3 separate regions of the Homo sapiens genome follow, and regions 1 and 2 are each linked to region 3. The links are chromatin loops, found by intact Hi-C in ENCODE. Cell type or tissue: PC-3. All regions are shown on one strand.

Region 1 (8,000 bases), 66 kb after region 3:
CTTTTGTGAGACAGAGTCTCACTCTGTCACCGAGGCTGGAGTGCAGTGGCATAATCACAACTCACTGTAGCCTCAATCTCCTGGGCTCAAGTGATCCTCCCATTTCAGCCTCCTGAGTAGCTGGGACTACAGGTGCATGCCACCTTGCCTGATTAATTTTTGAAAAAAAATTTTTTGTAGAGACTTGCTATGTTGCCCAGGCTGGTTTCAAACTCCTGGGCTTAAGTGATCCTCCTGCCTTGGCCTCCCAAAGTGTTGAGATTATAAGCATGTGCCACTGTGCCCAGCTGTAAGTTGTATTTAAATTCTTTTTTTTCCATTTATAGATTGTTTTGATGTTTGAGAAGTTCATTGCACTGTTTGCTCCCACTAAATATTTTTAAACATTTAGGAAGAAGAGGCTGTGTTTCGCCTGAGGCAAAGGACTGAGAACTCCACAACTAAGAGTTTGTTTAGAACTCAAAACAGGATGTTCTGTTTGACCAAAAGAAAGTTTCTTTCTCTGCTTTTCATTCTCCTGTTAACTCTTCCCTTTTGCTAGCATATAAAAGATAATATCACCAAACAGCCAGTAAAGGAACGACTTATAAAAATTTGTAGTAATCTGGCAAGATTTTTCCCTTCTATTTTGTTAAATCTTAAGATTGCTCAACCATTGATGTGATTGTTGTTTGTGTGTTTTTTCTTTACCACGCCACCCTGGCATTTTGAGGCTGTGCTTGGGTGAAAAAGTTAAGCCAAAAGATCTCGGCTATACAGTCCAAATCCAGATTTATGCACCACGCAAGTTTCCACTCCCTCGTTCACAGACATACGCATTCGCGTTGCAATCATTTTGCAAAGGGTGATTCAGAGATGGGGAACATGGCGTTTCTTCTGAGAAGCAAATGAGTAGGTTGACCCACAGTGCTCACTTTCCTGCCTCACCGTTGTCACTGTCCTGACAACCTTGGTGAGTTTGGCTATGGGAATAAAATCTGAATATGTATTCTTGAACTTTGCCACCACATCACAGGCCTGCCCTATTATCATCTAAGAGAGCCCCCAGCAAACGGAGGGAAGGAGGAAACACCCTTGCCCAACATCAGCACTTTGTTCTCAATGAGTTTTAAAAGCTCCGAAGGCGGTTCTAAGGAGCAGTCAAGGCTGAGAACTCTGTTAACAGAGCACAGGTTAGACTGCAGTCCTCCTGGGACAGGGCTGGGACTCTGGTGTTTGTATCTTTAAGCGCTCAGCCCAGCAGGCAGCACAGAAGAAACGCCCACGAAGAACCTAGGGTGCGAAGGAGCACACTCTTTGGTTTCCAAAGACCAGTCCTGGCTTCCCTGAACCCTGAACCACTGCTCTGTGTTTATGGCCAACTGGGACGAAGGTGCTGGGTCCACGTGGAAGATGACACTCCTCCCCCCGGCACATCTGCAGAGAGGCTGTCCAGGACAGTAGTGGCCTTTTAAAGCTCCTGCAGAGAGGAGTCCTTGTAAGACCAGGTTGCTGCTACGTGAGGATGAAAAAGCCCAGAACTGAGAGTCGTCTCTCGTCCTAGTTTGGCCACTGACTGAGCAGCTCAGTATTGGTCACTGAACCTCAATGTTTTCAAATATGATGTGAGCTGGTTGCACTCAGAGGTTCAACATCCATCCTTCTATTTGCCCAGCAACCATGGGAGAAGGAGAAGAAAAGACCTGAAATAAGGGAACTTTGACAGCCAAGGGTGGCCTTTGATTCTCCCTCCCTTGATCTGTAAGTTGTTCAAGCTATAGTCCACCCCCAAGAAGTATCACAACTGGGCAGGTCCGGAGGCGAGACAAGATGTGGATTTTGACGGTGAATCAATGGGGCATTATTCAGCACAGCTGTCTCTACCCCGACGCTGAAACAGGGAGATCCAGAGCACAGTTAATGTGAGAGCAGATTCCTCCAGAAGGGAGGCTTTCGAGAGACCCACTGGGCCTGACTGTCAGGTACAAGGAACCCTGAGCCTGGCACAAGCAAGCAGCACACCTGATCTCTGTATATTCTAAGAGCCTGCATGCCTCAATTTCAAATAGATAAAGTTTATCATGTAGATGGAAGATTGGGATGGCATTCATTCATTCATTCATTCATTCCAGGTTTTACCCCTGTACTCACAGAACTGATGAGGGAGAGGAAGTATCAGCCACTGCGATAAGGGTCTAGCCCAGTTGGGGGATACGTGCTGACCACTGGAGGAACAGAGAACAACCAACAAACTCAACCAAGTGACCTGGAACAAGTGATGCCAACAGCAGCACCATGGAAGCTGAACTCAAGAAGTTCAGATGGGACGGGCACGGTGGCTCACGCCTGTAATTCCAGCACTATGGGAGGCCGAGGTGAGCAGATTACTAGGTCAGGAGATCGAGACCATCCTGGCTAACATGGTGAAACCCCATCTCTACTAAAAATACAAAAAATTAGCCAGGCATGGTGGCACACGCCTGTAGTCCCAGCTACTCGGGAGGCTGAGGCAGGAGAACCGCTTGAACCCGGGAGGCAGAGGTTGCAGTGAGCCGAGATTGCACCACTGCACTCCAGCCTGAGCGACAGAGCGAGACTCCATCTCAAAAAAAAAAAAAAAAGAAAAGAAAAGAAGTTCAGATGACAAAGGAAGGTTGTGTGCTTTTTGGCATGAAAGGACATTTTGGTACTAATCTAGAATTACAGACACGCCCTATGCCTTCATGTTGAAGAAGTACAAAGTTGAGGGAGGCAGAGGTGAGGAATCAGCCTTGTAGGTGGTGATGTCTCAGAGAGGAGCAAAGAGTAAGGAAAAGTAGTATGATGGTTTCTGATCCAGTGTCTGCCACAAACCAGCTTTGTGACCAGGTGAATTATGTCCTCTGGGCCTCAGCTTCCTCACCTGCGCATTGAATGCAAAATACCTATGATCTCTTCTGACTTGCCCTGAGGGCATGATGGCTGGCTAGACAAGCACCAACACCCACAATGCTCTCAGCACACACGTACACACAGGCTCACACTCACACGCATGCACACTTATGCTTGCACCTATGTGCTTGTACACATGCATGTACTCATTCACACACGCACCCTACCACACACAAGCACACTCACATACGTGCACACACCAATGTAGGCAGGGATGTGAATACACACACATGCTCACACACAGCCTTCCATGCACATGCTACATCCACACATACATGCTCATGCACACGCACATACACTCCTTTCCATGCACTTTCACACAAGTGCACAGTCCCCCACAACATGCACACTCTCACATATGCACACATACTCATATGCTCCCGCACGTGCACACACACAGCCTCACACACATGCCAACACACTGCCATGCACATCCACACATCTACACACACAGATCTGAGTGCCCTATAATCCACACTTTATTTCCAAATTTTCAGAAAGCAGTAACAGACCAGTCAGGAAAGGAAAATAAAAATCATCTGGAGCGTTTTTATGCAATCCTGATGATCTCGCAGCCTCGGGTTTAGTCTCTTTTTCCACTGCGTAGGGCCAGATACTTCCGTTTTTACATAGGTACCTCTTTTAGGGAGACAAAGCATTAAGAGCAATGAGCCAAGAGAAGAATTTGAAACAAAAGAAAAAAACACGAAAAAGAAAAAAAGAGAAAAAAAGCTTTTCCCATTCATGGCAAAAAAATAAAAAGGATGTTTGGAGTGTTCATGCAGGATATTTGTATAAAGAACTGCATGTCCTTGTTTACTTTCTGTGGAGCCCCATTTCCTCCCTAGAATTCCTGGTGGTCATACTCACCAGTTATGGGACTCTCGAGATGAAAATCTGTGACACAGAGCACACACACACACACCCAGGCAGGGGAGTCCTGTGAAGCTGGATGCTCTGAAATCTAGGGCATTTCCGAATCAAGTATCTACCTCCTTGTGCCTTGCCATTCTCTGACCTGGCCCCAGAGCTGCAAAGAGAAGCTGAGGAGGACATTGCTAAGGGTCACACCTGGTGACACCTGTGTGGCCTGTGGTTAACAGTTTGGGAAAGTAAGCATCCTCACTGCTGCATGCCAGGACAGGGATGGCTATGTGCCAGCCACATCCCAGGGCGGTCTCGATGGAGCAGTCCCCTCCTGTGGGTCTCTGATGTCCCCAGGAGAAAGGCACATTGGTGAGGTCTCACATTCAGTTACATAGTGCTCTTGCATTTCTTACCCCACTTCATCTGCACACTTCTATACATTAGATAGAGCCCTGTTTTACAGATCAGAAAACTGAGGCTGAGAGTGGTTAATTTGCCCAAGATCACAAGGCAAGAAAGTAGTGGAGCTTAAATTTGGATTTTCATTATCTAAGTCCAAACGTTGTTCTTTACCTTGCATCATGAATAATAATTAAAATAATAATAAATGATAAGCAAACATTTTTCAAGGGTTTACTAAGTGCCTCACGCCACTTTAAGTGCATTCTATGGATCAATTTATTTAACCTTACAATGCTATGAGGTGGATACTTTTATTATCCCCAGTTAGCAGATGTGGAAATCAAGCTCCAAATGGTTAAGCCACTTGCCTAAAGCCACATGGCCAATGAAGGGAGAAGAAGATGCTTTGGTTTACTGCCCTGCTGTCCAGAGGAAGGCGTGAGGTAGCCCCCAACCCACACCCCCTCATTGACTGCTTTCAATGTACAACACCATAAGTATCTCACTCTGTCATGGACATTCAGAGAAGGCTTCACCCCACCAATCAATGACAACTTACTTTTTCCCCAAGGATCAGATAATTGATCTGATTATGCGTTTGCTGCAAATGGAAATTAACATCATTTGCCCTTCTATTTATTTTTGCTTTTCCCACTGAAAATGCTATTATGGTTATATACGCCATAAAAGAATTGTAGTAATGTTGTATCTACATTAATTTCCACCCAAGAGTTTTCGATTTTCACTTTTTATGGTGATGGAGGCTACAAACGAGAGAACTGCAGTGGCTGTAAATCGTTCTCTTCATGAAAATGTGCCAGATGAGGTGAAGGAAGGAGAGCGCAGGGGTCCTAAGAGTAAGGGCATATTTAAAAAATAAAAAGGTTATTCATGCAATTATCCAATTTCTTCAGTAAGTGGAAAAAAATCTTAGGGATGTAATGAAAACACATTCACAAACGTGTTTTTAAGAATAGTATTTTCCCAGGCCGGGCGCGGCGGCCAAGGCGAGTGGATCATGAAGTCAGGAGATCGAGACCAGCCTGGCCAACATAGTGAAACCCTATCTCTACTAAAAATACAAAAAATTAGCCAGGCATGGTGGCAGGCGCCTGTAATCACAGCTACTTGGGAGGCTGAGGGAGGAGAATCGCTTGAAACTGGGAGGTGGAGGTTGCAGTGAGCCAAAATCGCATCATTGCACTCCAGCCCAGGCGACAGTGTGAGACTCGGTCTCAAAAAAAAAAAAAAAAAAAAAAAAAAAAAAAAAGAAGAATAGCGTTTTCCCATTGAGCTTTCGTCTGGACTGATGGAATCATGGATGGACCCCTCACCAGGCCACCGAGACTCAACTGTGCCACGTCAGTGTCACGGGGGAGGCTGAACTTCGCCATCCAGCCCTGAACACAGGATCTCAGTGTTGTCTCAAATCAGCCCTTTTGCAGGCATGCACAGGGTGTCTAAGAGTCTGGTGTTAAGTTGAAAAGGTCTAATGTAGTGTTTTAAAGAGAAAAGGATTCTCCAGCCCCATAGTGGTGAGAAGTGACACAGAGTCACATTACATAAAATGACGAGGCCTGAGGTGATTGTGACAGTGAGGGTGACTCATTAATCCCAACACTGGGATCCTCTGAGCTCTCCCTAGCAGGGTCTCAAATGTTTGAGTGAAAGACTGCAGCTAGAAGACTGACAAAACCACACTGAACTCACTAGGGCAACTGCCTTTATTTCCAAGGCAGCTTCCATCGAAGGGAGTGGCAATTCATATAATCACCAATTGCTGAAAGACATCTTTTCCACGTCAGATTGAAACCAGTTTTGCAGCCTCCTTAATGTAGGTGCTGTGGCTGAGGCAACTAGAGAAACAGTGGACGCCTCCCTGGCCCCACTTCCCAGTGCCTTAAAGTCTGAGAAAAACACTGATTGACATTTCCAGGCTGCTGTATTTCCCTCACCAGCCCCAAACGCCCGATCCAGCTTCCTGCAACTGTGGCAAGGGCGTGAATGTCCCCAGGAGGCAGGTTGCAGAGTTGTTTAGATCCAGGACTGCATCCCAGTTTGTCCATCTGTGTGTCTATGTCTGAGTGGGCGAGTTGCTTCTCAGCTCTCCGCAGGACTCTGGTGTTGCTTGTTGCTTTGGCCTGGGGCTGATTCCTCCAAAGCAATGTGTCTCTTCGCAGAGTCTCTTAGAGCTGCAAGGCAGTATGGGATCATCAGAGAGGATGCTAGGAAGCTTCAGAAATGGAGGTCCTGGTAGAAAGGGTCCTTTGGCGTGGCCTCTGAAGAGTCCAAATGTGGGACAAGACCCTCCGAAAGCGGTGGCCTGGGGAGCCACAGGTGGGGCAGCCAGCACGGAAGAGGGTGGCTTTGCTACCATTGGGAAAACTTATCCTCCACATCCTCATGAGGCAAACACCTTTCCTACCTTACCGCTCCTCAGTGGCCTCCCTGTTGCCTTCTTATTCAAGACTAAGACCCTCTAGAATGTTCTTTATCCTGAGTCCAGCTGATTGTCTATACTAATATCAGTACGGGGTGTAGATGAGGACAACCAGTGTGCCTGGCTGCCAGGCACCCCCTCCCCAAACCCCAGGAGTTTCTGGAACATTCCAACTCTGCTTGAGGGTATCCATGCAGCATCTACTACTGTGAGCAGGTGGTCTGATCTGTGGAAAACTTCTATGATTCACCTGAGGGTAACTGCCCTTTGTGATTTGAAAGAATGATGCTAACAGAAAGTGTTGTCATTTCTGAACTTTTCTGAACTCTGCAGCGAGTGCCAAATTCATGTATTTTAGGAGACCTACGTGGTTCTACATGTAGCTAAAACAATTCAGTAACCCCGCCGGCAATTCTGCAATAGTTCTTGGAGTGATGAAATCAAGAAGGAAGAGTTCTGCCTCCCCATTTAGAAACTGTTGAGCAGAAAGGTATAAGTCAGGCTTTTCCTATTACAGGTCTCCTTCAGTGTGAAGAGGAAGTTCAGTTTTCATTTATCTCTTGCGCCCTTTGAAGTACAGGCCTCTGTCTGCTTAATGGCCCAAACCGGGGCGACTACGATGAATTCCTTTTACATCAAACACAACCCTGTCTGAAAAGGCAGTAATATTTCTCAACATGTAAACCTGCCACGACTTTGGTGTTTGCAAGCTGAAGATGGTTACCCAGTGTGGTTGCTAATGGAGCAAAAATGCGCATAGAGCAGGGAGCAGGTGGAGGTGACTGGGGACCCTCTGACAGGTTGTCTAGCCACAAACCCATCTCTTCTAATCCATTCTACTCACAGGGCAGGCTGTCTCCTGCAGGGGCCAACAGAGAAAAAAAAAACACAGAAAATGGGGATGGGAGAAAGAGAGGACAAGAAAGGAAGAAAAGATGAAACGTGGAGAAATAGCAAAAGGAAATGAAAAGAACTTTATTGCTCAGTTTCTTCTGCCTGACCCAATTATCAGATTTTGCATTTAAGTTTAAGACAGTAGATCAAACAGCGAGAGGCACTTTGTACTTCTGCCAGGAGACCATATGATATCTCTCAGTGACTCTCCTGCATGCCAGGAACACGGACCCATGCCTCTTAGCTGGGTCTGCATATGGTGCAATGCATAAAAAAAAAACAGCAAAATTCATAAATGACTGCACTCGTGGGTGATGTCCAGGATTTACAGCGCTTTATCAGTTAAAGCAAAAAAAAAACAAAGGCCAGGCAGAATCTAATTATAACTTTCCACAAATAAGTCAAAAGTGGAATGAGAACTGAAAGAAAGACAAAAGACTGGTGTCACGCTTACTTTGCAAAATTGATCATCTTGAGGATTGTTTTA
Region 2 (8,000 bases), 120 kb after region 3:
ATAATGGAAACAATGCTTGTTTTGCAGTTTTGCCTAAGACAGGCCTTGGATATGGTTAGCTATATTTCCACTGCTGTTTCTCTGCAACCCAACATGCCATTGTCTTCAGTGCTCTCTGCTTCCCTTGCGCGTGGGGTGTGACTGCAAGGTGAAGTGGCTGATCTAGAACAAAGGTTGCAGGACATACACAGCTTCTTGTAGACAGCTTCTCTCCTAAAGAGCACTGGTGAGTCAGTTGTTTGGGGCTTGAGTAAAGCTTTCTATTAAAATAAAGTTACAGTGGGAATAAGGCTTATGGAATAGCCCAGGCCCATTGGAGTTTGTTTTGCCCACCATACGCCAGCTGCAGAAGTAATTGGAGATCTGGGTCCTAAGATGAGGGACTGCATATTGGAGGAGGAAGAAGCAGCATCCTCTCCCTTTCTTAAACTCAGGCAAATTATAAAATAGGTACAGTTCAATTCCCTCATCCTGCTCCTTCTTCTGCCTGAGGGGACAGAACAGCCTTAATCTGTCCTGACCCATGGTCCAGGGGCTAGTGTAGTCATTTGATACCCCATTTCTGGGGCCTGAAGGGTCCAGGTATAAAGGGACCAAGACAGGAATGCTGGGGACCTCTTAGCACTTGCCCCAGGCCCCCTTCCATCCAGGGCTGTTTCATGTCCTTCCCATCCAAGAGGCTCTACATTAGCCTACTGAAGAGCCTGTTGTATCAGAATCCGTAGAATCTCTGGGACTTGCAGTGTGTGCACATTGTGTGTGTGTGTGTGTGTGTGTAGCTGATACAGAGTAGCCAAGGCCTAGGGGTGGGTGGCAGGCAGAGAAGCTCATAAAGTGCAGAGTAAGGGCCCAAAGAGCAGTAATGGGAAGGGGGTGAGGGTTTAAATGGAAAAGAGGCAAAAATGGGAGGGGGTGGGAAGGAGTGGGTGGAGCTGGCCTCCCTCAGAATCAAGCTGGGCTCACTTGTGATTTAGGAGGTATGAAGTGGGGAATCAGTCTTTGTCTACCTTCTGTTCCCTGCACCCAGACCTCCTCCACTTTCTTAGGGTAAGAAATGCCTTTGATAGGGGTAAAGCCTTTCTTTCCAGAGTTTGAGATCAGAGACTTCAATATGCAAAGTCTTGGGGTATGCTGACAGATCAGCACACGTGCTTTTTATATTTAAATAATTCTCACAACCTATGTGGCTTGTCAGGAATGAAGAATCTAAAGCTTATTGTGCTAGGGGAGCTCCGAGTGAACAAAGGGTGCCGAAAGGAGAGTGGGGGGACAATTGCATCATCAATTTGCAGATGTCAGAATGTCACATTTTGGTTAGGGATCAGGCTCATTTTACACACGCCTAAGCAACTGGAAAACATGAGAGAGTATTGGGGCCAGTTGTGATAGGGGCCAAGGAGACTGAAATGAGGACACCTGAGGTCTACTTTTCAGGCTATCTGGTGTGACTTTGGATAAGTTATTTCACCTCCGTGGGCCAGAAGGTGCTGATCTATCAAATGAGCAGGGAACGTGGGAACTCTAAGTTTGCCCTGCTATGAATCACTCTGGGTCTATGTTTTGGGGGACTGAGCACTGGGGAGTCTGTGTTAGCCATCTTTCTTCTCATAGTTCTGTGTTCTCCAGTGGGCTTTTATCATAGCCGTCTTCAGGAAAGGAGCTGCAGGGCATTCACCCGGGTGCAAAGGACCAGCAGTCCTTCCAGAGAAAGAAGTAAAGTCTTTAGCTAAAGAACAAAGATTTAACGGTGGAACTGTCCACTTGAATTGGAAGGGCTGGTAGCTTTGGGTCCAGCAAGGGCACCCCAGATATTAAATCAATGAATAATATGGAGAGTATAGTATATTGTTACTGGCTGAATTGTGCCCATACCCCAAAATTTATATTTCCTGTTTTTGTTTGTTTGTTTGTTTTTTGAGATGGAGTCTCACTCTGTTACCCAGGCTGGAGTGCACTGGTGCAATCTTGGCTCACGTCAACCTCCACCTCCCTGGTTCACGCCATTCTCCTGCCTCAGCCTCTGGAGTAGCTGGGACTACAGGCACATGCCACCATGTCCAGATAATTTTTGCATTTTTAGTATTTTTAGGGTTTCATCATGTTGGCCAGACTGGTCTCAAACTCCTCACCTCAAGTGATCTGCCTGTCTCGGCCTCCCAAAGTGCTGGGATTATAGGCATAAGTCACTGCGCCTGGCCCCAAATTCATATTTCCAAGGCCCAGCCCCTAGTATCTCAAAAGGTGAACCTGGAACAGATCCTTCCCTCATGGCTGTCAGAAGGAACCAACCCTGCCAACACTTTGATCCCAGACTTCCAGTCTCCAGAATTGGGAGAAAATAAATTTCTGTTGCTTGAGTCCTCCAGTCGGTGGTACTTTGCAGCCTGAGCGGACGAATGCATATATCTTACAAACCTTTCATAAGAAATCTTTCCTCTGTAGGCCCAAGTAATTTGATTTCTTAGTGTGATCTGATATCGTTTGAATTATCACTTAACTTGGGGGAATTAAATAAGGCACTCTGGACATACGCAGCCCCTCAGGAACACAGCTTGGTGAGTGGATGATCCTTTTGTTTGAAAAAGGTGCCCCTTCCTCTACGCAGTCACACCTCACCCTGGGACCCTTGATTTGGCAAGCAGAGCCAAGGCTGGATTTCACCTCCCACAGTCCCCCTCAGTGGGGTGCCTTTGTACAGTGTCCAACCTGCCCAACGATCTGCAGTGAACCTGCATGAGATCAGGAACCCCTCAGGAATAGGGATTATCTTAATCTTTTTGGAGGCCTAAGACTTAGCTTGGGGCTGACTCTCCAAGCACCCTCAGCCAACGTTAGTTGTTCGAACAAAGGCAGCTTGGTTTTCTTTGGGGGTTGAAGGGAAACAGGGAATAATTTCACCACACTTTCAGCTCAAAAGTCTCCATAGGTCTCTACTGCCTTCAGGAGGAAGTCTTACCATCTGGCTTAGATTGGCCTGGGCTAACCTGAACTGGTCAACCATCCCATCATTACCTTCTAACACTGCATCCCCTTCATTTGAAGTGATCCACTCATCGTCCTCAACCACACCTGGCACTTCCTGCCTTGCAGGTGCTGCTTTCTTCTCCTGGATACCTTTCCCTGTTCTCCTTTAACAGCAAAATCCTAAGTTGACCTGAGTCCTCTGTAATGGCTCGAGACACCTTCTAGCCTTCCAGTCGTCTGAATGGCTATGGTATTACTGCATGCCCTGCTTAGTCCTGTGCAGTTTAAGATTCTCCCCACCTATTCCACAGGTATATGTCTTCTGTCCTCAAACTGCTGGGAGACAAAGATACATAGCTTTCTTTTATGTCTGTAAGAGGCCTGGCATAATACTGCCAGTGCACTGAGCAAGTTAGCAACAACCTCATAGAAAATGCTAATGCTGAAAAAATTAAAATAATTCAATGATTATCTATATTCGGACAAAGCATTCTGGAATCACAGCAAGAAAATGTGGCAAACCTCCTTGAGCCCTTGAGCCTCTGCACCTCACACAGGATCACACCCACACCCCCCAGAAAGCTGAATAAGACCTATGCAAACAACCTTCCAGGGAAGGGATCGACAACCACAATCAGCCTTCTGCCTAGTTAATCATAAACCCAAACCTGCCGAAGCCAAGTCCATCGCCAGAACAAGGGGACAATTAGCATTGCCCTTTGCACACAGCTACTCACTGGGAAAATCGTGCACTGATCAGTGCACGCGGCTTCAACTTTCTCCTGACCCCAGAAGATTCTAGCGAAGGGCTGCTTGGTTATAGAAATAGAAAGCCCTTATCAGGAAGCTGTCAATTTCATGACAAACTTGGTATCGGGGAAGCAGATAATGGGCTGTTTACATAGTCTTAGGCGGACCAGGATTCATCTTGGGTCTTAGGGTTTCCCAATTCCAGATATTTCAAATATGGAAAACAGCAAAACAAGTCAAAATGATTTAATACTGTATATATAGCAATAAAAAAACTGAAAAAGTATTATTTTCTAAATCTTTAAGAGTTGCAATTAGATTTTTTTTTTAACCAAAATAGCACAACTGTTCCCCTTCTCTATAGAAAGTTTTCATTAGTTCCTCCCCGACCTTACTTTCCAGAGGACCTGGTAATAAACAAAAGAATGATCCCTTGAGCATTTTTCATCATAGCATCATGCTTTTAATGGAGCAGAGATGAATCCTGGGCTGCTGTGACCCACGGGTAGAAAACACAGTGCTTCTGTGTTTGGGTTTGATCACCCTCATGGAGAAAGTGGCTCCTGAAGACAGATGTAATTAGTTCTAATGTCTGAGGCCTTTGGGGATGTTCCTAAGGCTTTTTATTGAGAAGGCAAAGCAAGCAGAGGTGAGATCTGGGAGGATAAAGTAGAAGGCAATGAGACCCGAAAGAGTTTGGCTTATGCAAAGGAATTTCCATGAGCACCCACAAACATTGGTCCAGGTACTCTCTTAGTCACTGTCCCCTCGAGGATGGGGAAGAGGAAGCTGCCAACGTCACCTGGCTGCTGCATCGACTTCCTCCTCTTGCCCCATCATCCATCTCAGTTTTAGATTTAAGCCAGGACTGATTCTCTGTGGTCTAGGCTGATGTGCAAGTGAGAATCTTGATTAGAAAACCCCCAAATAACTAAATAAATGAAGTCTGTTGCTTGTTTAATGCCTTTAAATAGTGTCTCATTTATAAAATGTATTTACAACCTTTAAAAGTACACTTTGCTTCTATGGGGACTTATGGAACGTTCTGACCTAAGTCCTTGTCAGTAGCTTTGAGAAGGGGAATGAGGTCCCCACAAAGAATCTGGGGCTTCCCATCATCTCCACTTACCTTCAGGCTGGCTGGCTGAGGCACTTGGGTAATGACTTTGGGGAGACAATAACATGTTTAGCTTTAGTCTTTTCTCAAGAGAAAATTCCATCTTGGCAGTGTCCACCAGGGATACTCTGTCCCTAGGTTTTGGAGTATGCTCATTCCCCATGACTGGCAAAGTAAAATTGAACCATGGAGCCAGAAAGTCTGAGTCAGTCTGAGTCAGGCCCTGTAACCCTGCACACCAATCTGTTTCTCAGTTTCCCATCCGCAAAATGGGGTGAATAGCTGTATCTACTATGTAAAGATTGTTCTGAGGATTACATGAGTTATTATCTGCAAAGCACCTAGAACAATTCCTGGCACATAGCGAGCGAGCACTGTCTAAGTGTTTATGAACTAACTAAATAAATGGTCTTAACTTTCTAGGTGCTGATTTTTTTCTCTATCAGGGAAAATGTTTCTGTGTGCTATTTGTGGAATAAGCAATAATGATAGAAGCTCCAAACATAGTCACTTAAATACACTATGAGCACTATGCGTGTGCACATACACATAATATATAAATACACTGAGCTAAACATTACTATCTTCCCCATGTCAAGCTCTGAAGCAACTGAGAAATAAACCCCTGAAATCAAATGAAGAAGTAAATACCAGCATTTTGCTTGTAGAGTTGAGTTGGAGAAAGAGCCCATCTGGGGTTTCTTCCAGAGCATGAGAAGTACCTGCAGGGACCTACCCAGCCAGCCACAGGGGCCTGCGCTGACCTCATCTCTGCTGAGCCCTGAGATCAGGACATAGCTGGGGTGGGAGCGGGCCCTGCCTCAGGCCTCATCCAGGGAGACAGAGGCAGAGGAGAATGCACCATATCAGGCAGGCTGTCCCCAGAAGGCCTCTCTCAATCTCTCCCATTGGATGTGCCTCTCCTCTCATAAGGCGGAAGAAGGCAGAGGCAGATAGAAGCTCAGAGCTCTTCTCTCAATGCTTCCAAAAGGGTAGGAGTTCCCATTTAAGAGGCTGGCAAGAACTCCAGGAGCAGGCGAGAATGATCCCCAAGACACATATCAATGTGAAATACATGTGTTTATATTGTGAAACAGTCAACTCCAGCTTCAGAAGCAGTTTGCTGGGGATCATTGTCCCCTCCAGACTGAACACGGGCTAACATGTAGCTGAGAGCGGGTGTAGACAATAGTCTTGAAGGAGCTGATTGGCGGTTCCGTGGTTTACCAGCAGCACCGGGCAAAGGAATGTGGCTTACCTTTGAACAGACGAAAGAGGGTGGAAGCGTCTGCACCAGGTGTGTGCAGGCAAGGGCATGTTGAGAGATAGGCTGGGTGGTAAAGAGAGGTTCCTTCTCGGTCTTACTCTTGATGGAGTCCGCTGGTTTTCTAGCCTGCGCCCCGCAGGAGTGCCTGAAGGGTGTCTGGTATCAGTAATCTCCTATCCCTAAACCAGCAGGAGCTGGGGAACATTTAACAACCAGCTCTTCAGGATAAACAGCTTTGACTTATAACATGTGCAGATTTCAGCAATCACTGCTGATCACTATAGTTCCTCTCACAGCAACACTCTATGTTAGAGCATTTCCACCATTTAGAGATAAGAAACAAGTGCATATAGATCTTTGTAAACTGCAATAAAATAATAAGGCAGAGGCTGGGCGCTGTAGCTCAGGCCTGTAATCCCAGCACTTTGGGAGGCTGAGGCGGGCGGATCATCTGAGGTCAGGAATTCGAGACCAGCCCAGCCAACATGGTGAGATCCCATCTCTACTAAAAGTACAAAAGCTAGTGGGGTGTGGTGGCGGGTGCCCGTAATCCCGGCTACTCAGGAAGCTGAGGCAGGAGAATTGCTTGAACCCAGGAGGTGGAGGTTGCAGTGAGCCGAGATCGCGCCAGTGCACTCCAGTCTGGGCAACATGAATGATACTCTGTTTGAATAATAATAATAATAATAATAATAAGGCGGAGATTATTTTTTAGTGATTTTGACCTTTTTTTTTTTGAGACAAGGTCTTGCTCTGTTGCCCAGGCTGGAGTACAGTAGCATGATTACGGCTCACTGCAGCCTCAGTCTCCAGGGCCAGTGATCTTTCAGCCTCAGCCTCTTCAGTAGCTAGGACTACAGGTGTATGCCACCATTCCTGGAAAATTTTTGTACTTTTTTGTAGAGACAGGGTTTTGCCATGTTGCCCAGTCTGGTCTCAAACTCCTGGGCTCAAGTGACCAGCCCACCTTGGCCTCCCAAAGTGCTGGGATTACAGGTGTGAGCCACCACACCTGGCCTTTGTTTAACTCTTAAGTTTGCATAATTTAATTTTGCATGATGTCTTTGTTTAACTGCCAGCCTGCAAAACTCCGGAAAATTAACAATCAAGTCTTGTGAGATGATGCAAACAGAAACTACTCGAAGCCCATATGTCATTGCTGTAGGAAAAGCAGGCAGATTTTCACCTGCAAGCATTTCCCTTCTCCTCTGTCACTCTCTCCCTGTCCCAGGTGGGTGGGTGGATCAGACTGAGGCTGCAGCTCATGGCAGGGGGCTGGACTGTGGATGACTGTCTCCTCCCTAGCCGGGAGGCCAGAGGCACTCAGGTGGTTCAAGTTGACCTGCGGGGCTAGCAGGGCAGAGTAGGGCTTCCCTGCACTTTGGTCTCCAGCCCTGCCTCATTGAGGCCAATGGTTTGCTTTCTCTCCTGGCTAGTCTCCAGCTGTGAATGCATCTGGATAAAGACAGGACTGGAGCCTGAGGGTGGGAAATGAAAGGGGGGCACAGGAATCCAGTCAACATTGCCTGATTTACAGGAGTGACGGCTCACAAGTGGGTACACAATTGAGGATGGGTGGAAGTGAGAATAAGGAGAGCATCTGTGGGTACCAGTTTTATGGTGTCACAGACTTCTTTTGTAAAAATAATAAACACATAAATTAAATATTAGGTGAAATATATTTTATTATATATGTGTGTATTAAATTATTATATATTTTACTATATTTATATAGTTTACATATATACTATATACTAATTATAAATATATATCAACATATTAAATAAATACAAATCAATAAACAAATAAATATTTAGCCTGGCACATATCTGCACAGCAAAAGACTGTATTTCCCAGCCTACTTTACAGCTAGGTGCCTCCATATGTTTGTTTACGTTCTGG
Region 3 (8,000 bases):
AGTGTGTCAGTTCCAGTACAGTTGGGGCATAGGTTTGAGACCAGGTTGGGGAGTGGGGGAGGGAGTGCAGCAGTTCAAAAATACATAGACGTAGATAGGTCATTGGAAGCACAAGCAACCTGAGGAAATGTGAACTTCAACATGCGGGAAAATTGATCTGTCAAAGCCAAACAGGGAAATAACAAAATTAATATATATATTAGAAAAATAAGTCTGTCAACAACAGCTCGGTGAGTTGGAGGGAGTAGAGATGAGGAGTGGGGAGCTATAGCAGTTGTCAGACAAGGGGTCATGAGGATCTGGATTAAGCAATGGAGATGGAAGAGGGGATTGAGGTGAGGGAGGGGGAGGAGTCTCCCCAGCATCTGTCCTTTAATAGTAGTAGAGAAGACCAGAAACAGCGGGTTTACAGAGAGACATCGTGATGTCTCTCTGAGCTTTGGATGCCCAGAACAGAATAGGAGGTGCTGGTGGGGAAAACAGGAATTCTGGGGAGAGGTTTCATGTAGAAATAATGAGCTGAACATCCTTAGAATATCTATTGTAGTTTCAGATTGTATCTAGGGTACAATCAAACTCTATGCTAGTTTCAGAGACTGTTTCCAGTGAGAAGAGACCATTCTCAGGTTCTGGGATTATCAACATTCCAGGGTGAGCAGAAGAGGGAGCAACCAAGGAGATGGAGCTAGGAAAAGAAAGAGGAGAGAATAAGTAATAAGAGTAAAGGAAAATGCAGCCGGGCATGGTGGCTAACGCCTGTAATCCCAGCACTTTGGGAGGCCAAGGCAGGTGGATCACCTAAGGTCAGGAGTTCGAGACCAGCCTGACCAACATGGTAAAACCCTGTCTCTACTAAAAATACAAAAATTAGCCAGACATGGTGGTGGGCACCTGTAATCCCAGCTATTCAGGAGGCTGAGGCAGGAGAATCACTAGAACCCAGGAGGCGGAGGTTGCAGTGAGCCAAGATTGTGCCATTGCACTCCAGCCTAGGAGACAGGATGAGACTCTGTCTCATAAAAAGAAAAGAAAAGAATAAAGGAAAATGCCAGCTTTGGAGGAAAACCATGGCCCAAAGGCCACAAAGGGGCCATGAAAACAAGGACTGAAAATATGAAAATATTCCACTGGATTTGTCTACAGAGAGTGCCATGTAACCTTTGCCAAAGGAGCTTCAGTTGAGTGGCAGCAGCAGAAATGGAGCAGAGAGTAGAAAGCGAATGGGATGTAGGGAAGGAGAGAATGAAATTTGTTGGAGGAGGGAGGGAAACTGGTGAGGTAGCAGGAGGAGAGAAAGACCAGTGTTGAGAGGTGTTTGTGTATATATATGTGTGCATGTGTGTAAGATGGAAGCAACCTGAGAAAATTAGTGTTTGCCATGTGTATTTTACTGAAAATAAAATTCATCAGTTTCCACTTCAACCCAGGTCTTCCTCTTGTTTTCCCCACTGCACCATCATTCTCCCAGTTTCCAGACTTGGATCCATGGATTGATCTTTGCCCTCATCCAGTCTGTTGCCAAGATCTCTTTTTGATTTCTTTGGTTGATAACAATTCGGCCCCCACCTTTCAATTCCTATTGACATCATTCTGGTTCAAGTTCTCATTACCTCTCTGAAGATTTCTTACAAAGATCTCTGAAAAAGGGGGTTCCTGCTAATTGTATACAGTACTTCCAGATTAGTCTCCTGCACCATAGTTCTGCTGTGTTCTCCTGGGCATCTGGAATTCAATGCAAGGTCTTTAGCACAGTTCTGCAGGATTAAGAGCTACCCTTCCTGTCCTCATCTTGGAGGGGGGCAGATCCTTCTGCCTCAGGTGAAATTGCCTCTTAAAGACCAATCACATGCTTTATCATCATTTCCACATCTCCTATGTGACTTGAATTATAATATATTTTGGGTTATAGCTATTTAAATATATTGGGTGGTGGGGCGGGTGAGAGGAAGTGGTGGAACCACCCCTTCCCTGGCTTCAGGTTTCCATGTGGAACAACATTCCTTAGTGTAAAACTCTTGACCTCTTTTTACACCCTCATTCCTCCTCCACCATAAAAGATTGAATTACCTAGTTAGTAGCGTTGGAAGCAGAAACTGGTTGTAGAAGGCAGAAGCATAAAATGAACCCCTCAAACTTTCCACCCTAATCCCTGGGGCTGGGAATATGATGAGTTGTCATGCTCTGGTTATGTTACATGGAAAAAAAGAGATTTTTTTTTGCATATGTAATTAAGGTTACTAATCAGTTGGCTTTGACTCATGCAACAGAGAGATTTTCCTGGTAGCCCTAATCTAATCACAGGAGACCATTACAAACACAGTGTTTTCTCAGGCTGGGGCAGAAGTGAAGTCAGCATTGTAGCTAGAAGACAGAGCAGGCACTTGCAAGAACTAGAGAGCAGTCTCTAGATGCCGAGGGTGACCCCTGATTGACAGCCAGCAAGGAAACGAGGGCCACTATGCTACAGCCCCATGGAATTGCATTCTGCCAACTACCTGCATGAGCTTGGAGGTGAATTTCTCCCTAAAGCCTTCAAGTAAGGGCTCAGGTTATCCAACCCCTGGATTTTTGGCCTTATGAAGCTGTGAGCAGAGAATCTAGTACAGCACCACCAGATTTCCGACCTGCAGAACTGTGGGCTAAATTTGTTTAAGGTGCTAAGCTTGGCAATTTGCTCGTTTTACAGCAATAAGAAAACAAGTACCCTGGGCATGCTCTTTCCCTCTCCTTATTCTTTTGGGGAGACACTGCTTGGGTATTGGTGAGTGAGTCTCCCTATTTCTGGAGCTCAGTAGCAGGAAGCCACATACCTAAGCCATGCTCTCCAAAAGTTCTATCAGTGACCAAGCTGGTATTTTTATCTCCATCTGCTTGACTCCTTTGTCATCTCACTGTTGATTGTGGATCACCGGAGAGCAGGGGTGTTTTTTATTGAGCCTCCTAACAGCCCACCAGATAATTGTCTTCATCTCTCTAGATTCACTCTCATTCCCACACAAACGCACCAGTGGATTGTGAACACCTTGCCAGCGAGGCTGTGTTTTACTCACCTTTAAATTCCCTAGGCAGCACTGCAGAAAGTGAATGCGTACCTGAGCCCCTGTGAGTCTGGTTAACTACAGATTCTGCCTCAGCAGGTCTCGGAAGAAGCCTGAGATTCTTGGTTTCCCATAAGCTCCCAGTGTTGCCACTGCCGCTGGTTCAAGGTCTGCACTCAGAGTTGGAGGATCCAGTATCTCAGATAGAACTTTTTATTTTTATTTTTTAGACAGAGTCTCACTCTGTCACCCAGGCTGGAGTGCAGTGGCATGATCTCCACTCACTGCAACCTCCACCTCCTGGGTTCAAGTGATTCTCCTGCCTCAGCCTCCTGAGAAGTTGGGATTACTGGCACGTGCCACCATGCCCAGGTACTTTTTGTATTTTTTGTAAAGATGGGGTTTCATCATGTTGTCCACGCTGGTCTCGAACTTCTGACCTCAAGTGATCTGCCCACCTCGGCCTCATAAAGTGTTGAGATTACAGGTGTGAGCTACCACGCCTGGTGCGATTGGACTTTTTAAGCTGTTGTTATGGCCTGAATGTTTGTATCCCTCCAAAATTCACATTGAAGCCCTAATCCTCTATGTGCTGCTATGAGTAGGATATGTGGGAGGTGATTAGATTAAGATGAGGTTGTGAGGCTGGGGTCCTCATGATGGGATTAATGCTCTTATAAGAAAAGACCAGATTGATCTCTCTCTCTCTCTTTCTCTCTCTCTCCCTCCCTCCCTCCACCGAACCCAATCGTGCTGGTACCCTGATCTCAGACTTCCCAACCTCCAGAGCTGTGAGGAAATACATGTCTGCTGTTTAAGCCACCCAGTCTGTGGTATTTTGTTATAGCAGCCTGAGCTGACCAAGACAAGTATGGTAATAGAAGTCACCAGTACATCTTCTATCAGGCCTCACAAGGAGCTGCTTTACATACATTATCCCATTTAATTCTTGAGCAGTGAGTGGTCCATCATTACTCCCTTCACTTTACAAATGAGGACACTTAAGATTTAGTAATCAGCTCACCCATTCTCAGCCCATGCAGTTTGCCTGCAGAGTGCCCGGTTGCAGCCAGCAGCTTGCAAGATGGTCAAAACATTGTATTACCAGTCAAATTTCCTTATTAGATCCTGACAAGTTGCCTTTAAACCATTAGGACAGGCTGAATTCAGAGGCTCAAGCTTCTAACTCCAGTGCTTTGGAAGGCCAAGGCTGGATGATTGCTTGAGCACAGGAGTTTGAGACCAGCCTGGGCAACATAGCAAGACCCCATCTCTACAAAAAACAAACAAAAGCTATGTGGACATTCTTTCTTATTCTAGAGCAGCACATCCAATAGAAATATAATGAGAGTCATATACATAATTTAAGATTTTCTAGTAGCCACATTAAAAAAGTAATGGGCAAAATAAATTTTAATATGTTTTATTTAACCCAATCTATTGAAAACATTGTCATTTGAACATGTAATCAATATGAAAATTATTAATGAGCTATTTTACATTTTTCTTTTGTTTCTGTACTATGTCTTCAAAAGTCTGTGTGTATTTTACATTTATAGCGCATCTCAATTTGGTTTAGCCACATTGCAAGTGGTCAATACTCATTTGTGGCTAGTGGCTACCATATTGGACAGTACAGTTCTACAGGAACCACTCAAAACACAATTCACCCTGGATAGCAATTTTGCTACTAGTCTGCTAGTGCTTGAGTGAGCTGTTTTTAAACTGCTGTTAGTGAGGACCACTAAATAGTGCATCTTACTTGACTCGTGTTTTCCCTCTGAGCTGTCCTGAAGCAAAGTTCAGAATTTTTATTACAGCATGACTTGATTGACTCAAAGGTGGAAGAACACACATACTCAGCAGCAATAACTGAGTTGCAAAGGCCTACTAACCACTGACAACACCACTAATGCATTTTTACAGCCATGGATAGCCACAAGTTAATCTCACACATTGTTCATTTCCACTTAACATTCACCAGTCATGCATGCCTCAGCCTATAAAACAGTGCTTTGGTTTCCTTGAGCTCGGAAACAATATTACAAAAGCATCTCCTGTCCCTTTCTTTTCCAGCAAAACCAGTTCCCTATGAAACACACCTGACGTATTTTTAAATATAAGCATTATGGATCAGAAATTGGAGGTTCTATTTTTAATAGGCCATGATTTTAAAATAGAATTTCCAATTGGTTAAACGATACTCACTCTCAAATAGGAATTCCTATAAACAGGTTTATTTTGAAATATAGCATATAAATTTTTCAAAAAGCCATCAATGTTTCAGTTTGCTGGCAATCTACCAGTTAAAACACAGTAATAGATCAATTCAGTGAGGGAGCTACTGGTCTAATGGTCTAAGCTATGGAATCCATCCTCATCAGAAGAAATAACCAAGGAGCGGGAATGTGGGGAGAGGTTCACAACAGAAACCACTGCCCCTACTTGCCTGTGTTGGTTCTTAAGGGGCTGCTGGGAACCCCTGAAGGTCCAAGTGTCTCTTTTGTGCAAAGATAACAGTTTCTGGCTGGTCACGGTGGGTCACGCCTGTAATCCCAGCACTTTGGGAGGCAGAGGCGGGTGGATCATGAGGTCAAGAGTTTGAGACCAGCCCGGCCAACATGGTGAAACCCCGTCTCTACTGAAAATAAAAAAAGTAGCTGGGCGTGGTGGCGGCGCGTGCCTGTAGTCCCAGCTACTCGAGAGGCTAAGGCGGGAGAATCGCTTGAACTCGGAAGGCGGAGGTTGCAGTGAGCTGAGATGGCACCACTGCACTCCAACCTGGGGGACAGAGCCAGATCCGTCTCAAAAATAAATAATAATAATAATAATAACAATACCAGTTTCTATCTGTTAGTCTTACGGGTTGAAGACAGAGGTTAAGGGGCCAACGTGTGGACCCTGGAAAGGGTGTGAGCCCTTCTCCACATTCTCTTTGGTGTGGGCCCTTCTCCACATGCTCTTTGGTTCCGTCAGCTACAGACAGAGGTTATGTTTTAAGAGATAGACTGAGAAGTCACTCTCCACATGAAACCAGTCTTCTCTTCGAGTGATATCCTTCAGCTAAGCATTGTGAGAAAGTATCCAAGTGGAGCATCTGAAAATTGCGCTCCAGGGAGGGGAGTTTAGGGACTTGTCCATGGCTTTCAGTTCCCTAATTGGCGAATGTCACACTAGTAAGATTTTCTGGTGGATGATAGATGCAGAGTCTATAAAGTTGCTAATACTTCTGGAGTCTGCTTTCTTTTGTAATCTGCTTTATTTGAGGCATTTTAGTTAATATATTTAAAGCTATTTCCACCACAATGAATAGGAAATGTGACATGATTTTTCTAAGTTGAGTAAAAAAGAAATGAATGAATGTATGAATTGAAAGCAGGGGTCCTGTTCCTCATGTCCCACATGCTATCCCACAGCAAATGCTCCTTCCCAAACAGAATCATTTATTTGGATTCTTTGTGTTTATAATTTACTCTTTCACTAGGAGAATTATGAGATAGAAAGTATTTTTTCCTTAAGCAACTTTTGTGTTCAAAAATAACAGAGTGATTTTAATTGGTTCTTGAAGGGAGGAGGGTAGGGGATTAACTGCAGACCAGCTTGATAAGACGACCCTTGGTGAGCTGGTAGAGCAGTAGGTAGGTCTATGTTAGACCTTAAATGTGGACAATGGTGGGTACAGGACAGGCAAAGGAAATACCCCAAAGCTGGCTGAAACAGCAAATTTCTACATGGACAACTAATTCTTGGATACTTGGAGTAAAGACATCAATATATATTATAAAGACATAAATACATATATATTCTATATAAAGGTATACATGAGATTCACACACACAAATATATTATCTTCAAATGATAGCTAGGTAATCATTCACTCAGATTCCAAATTCAAAATTTAAGATTTAGAGTTATTGATGACTGGATTAATTCATGCAATTAACATGAACCCCAATATATTTGAGTGCAGGAGTACTCACTATCTCATAAGGTAGAGGAACCTGTAGGAAGTTTGTTACTAGCCATGTGAGCAAGTTAGTTACTTACCTTGCCCCAGCCTCAGCCTCCTCATCCACAAAACAAGAGGCTTGGACAAGGTGGGTTTTCCAGCTCCAGGAACATTTATGCAAATGCCACTTGGAATTGTGGGAAATCGGCCCGGGTCTGGTGCTTACCCATGTCAGCATATGGCTAGAGTGAACTTGGGTTTCGAGTGGGAAGGGGCCAGGAAGGAAAAAGAGGACCCAGAATCAACTAGAGATAGGACATTTTAAGGACTTTCCCATTTCACATAGGTTTTCTCTAATTTCACATAAGTATTGCCTGTTTTAAAAAGCAGATTCAAGAAGATATGATTTAAAACAAGTATACACATAAAAATAACTCTGAGATTCTGCATCTTCTAGAAAATCACAGACATGTTGCTATCGTATTCTATAATTTACATGGTGATTGAGAATAGACCCACAGTTACTCAGTGTTATCCAAAATAATTTATTATTATAATCACTAAAAATATTACAATTCAGCTCTTTGATTAATTCTGTTTACTCCATGCCCACCAAATTAGTGAAGTTTCACTATGTATATTACAAAATAATAGTTTAAAAATAATATGGATGTACAATATAGTTTAATTCCTATTCAATAAACAGATAAGCTTCATTATTATTATTACAACTGTTACTACCTCAAATTTGTGACTTTTTTACTAAAATAAAATTTTTCCTATTTATGATCCCATATAGACTATAGAGAAATTTCCCACAAACATAGCAGAATTCCTTAGAAAGGGAATATAGAAGCTTTAGCTAAATTTTGGGTGCCGAATCACCTATTTGTTTTGGGACATAGAAAGTCTACTCAAGAATCCAGAGTAAGACCTTGATCTCAGTCTTGCTTACAAGGTCTTGATCTGTGAAGGAAGTGCTGAGATATCTACATTTGTCAATTAAATAATAA

Evidence for each region. Hi-C counts contacts between places; a loop is a spot of excess contacts. Peaks named below come from ENCODE experiments on the same cell type or tissue, not always from the same donor. Only the 100,000 strongest peaks of a DNase experiment are listed, where the experiment ranks them.
Region 1: a loop joins it to region 3, with 3.0 times the contacts of the local background. A loop is called at or near these places in 8 of 110 quality-filtered maps.
Region 2: it touches region 3 in a loop (3.0-fold over the local background); 10 of 110 quality-filtered maps call a loop at or near these places.

What each region holds. Positions count from the first base shown.
Region 1 is chr21:34,961,904-34,969,903 of GRCh38, forward strand. All of the region lies in intron 2 of RUNX1 (RUNX family transcription factor 1), which reads right to left. Among named protein-coding and RNA genes, the nearest start is that of RUNX1-IT1, 74 kb to the right of the region's middle. In PC-3, no CTCF peak of the experiment used is centred here; DNase peaks (open chromatin) are centred at 3,798 and 5,778; H3K4me3 peaks cover 1,105 bases; H3K27ac peaks cover 4,091 bases.
Region 2 is chr21:35,016,128-35,024,127 of GRCh38, forward strand. All of the region lies in intron 2 of RUNX1 (RUNX family transcription factor 1), which reads right to left. Among named protein-coding and RNA genes, the nearest start is that of RUNX1-IT1, 19 kb to the right of the region's middle. In PC-3, no CTCF peak of the experiment used is centred here; a DNase peak (open chromatin) is centred at 3,594; H3K27ac peaks cover 1,731 bases.
Region 3 is chr21:34,895,667-34,903,666 of GRCh38, forward strand. All of the region lies in intron 2 of RUNX1 (RUNX family transcription factor 1), which reads right to left. Among named protein-coding and RNA genes, the nearest start is that of RUNX1-AS1, 63 kb to the left of the region's middle. In PC-3, no CTCF peak of the experiment used is centred here; a DNase peak (open chromatin) is centred at 4,955; H3K4me3 peaks cover 367 bases; H3K27ac peaks cover 1,596 bases.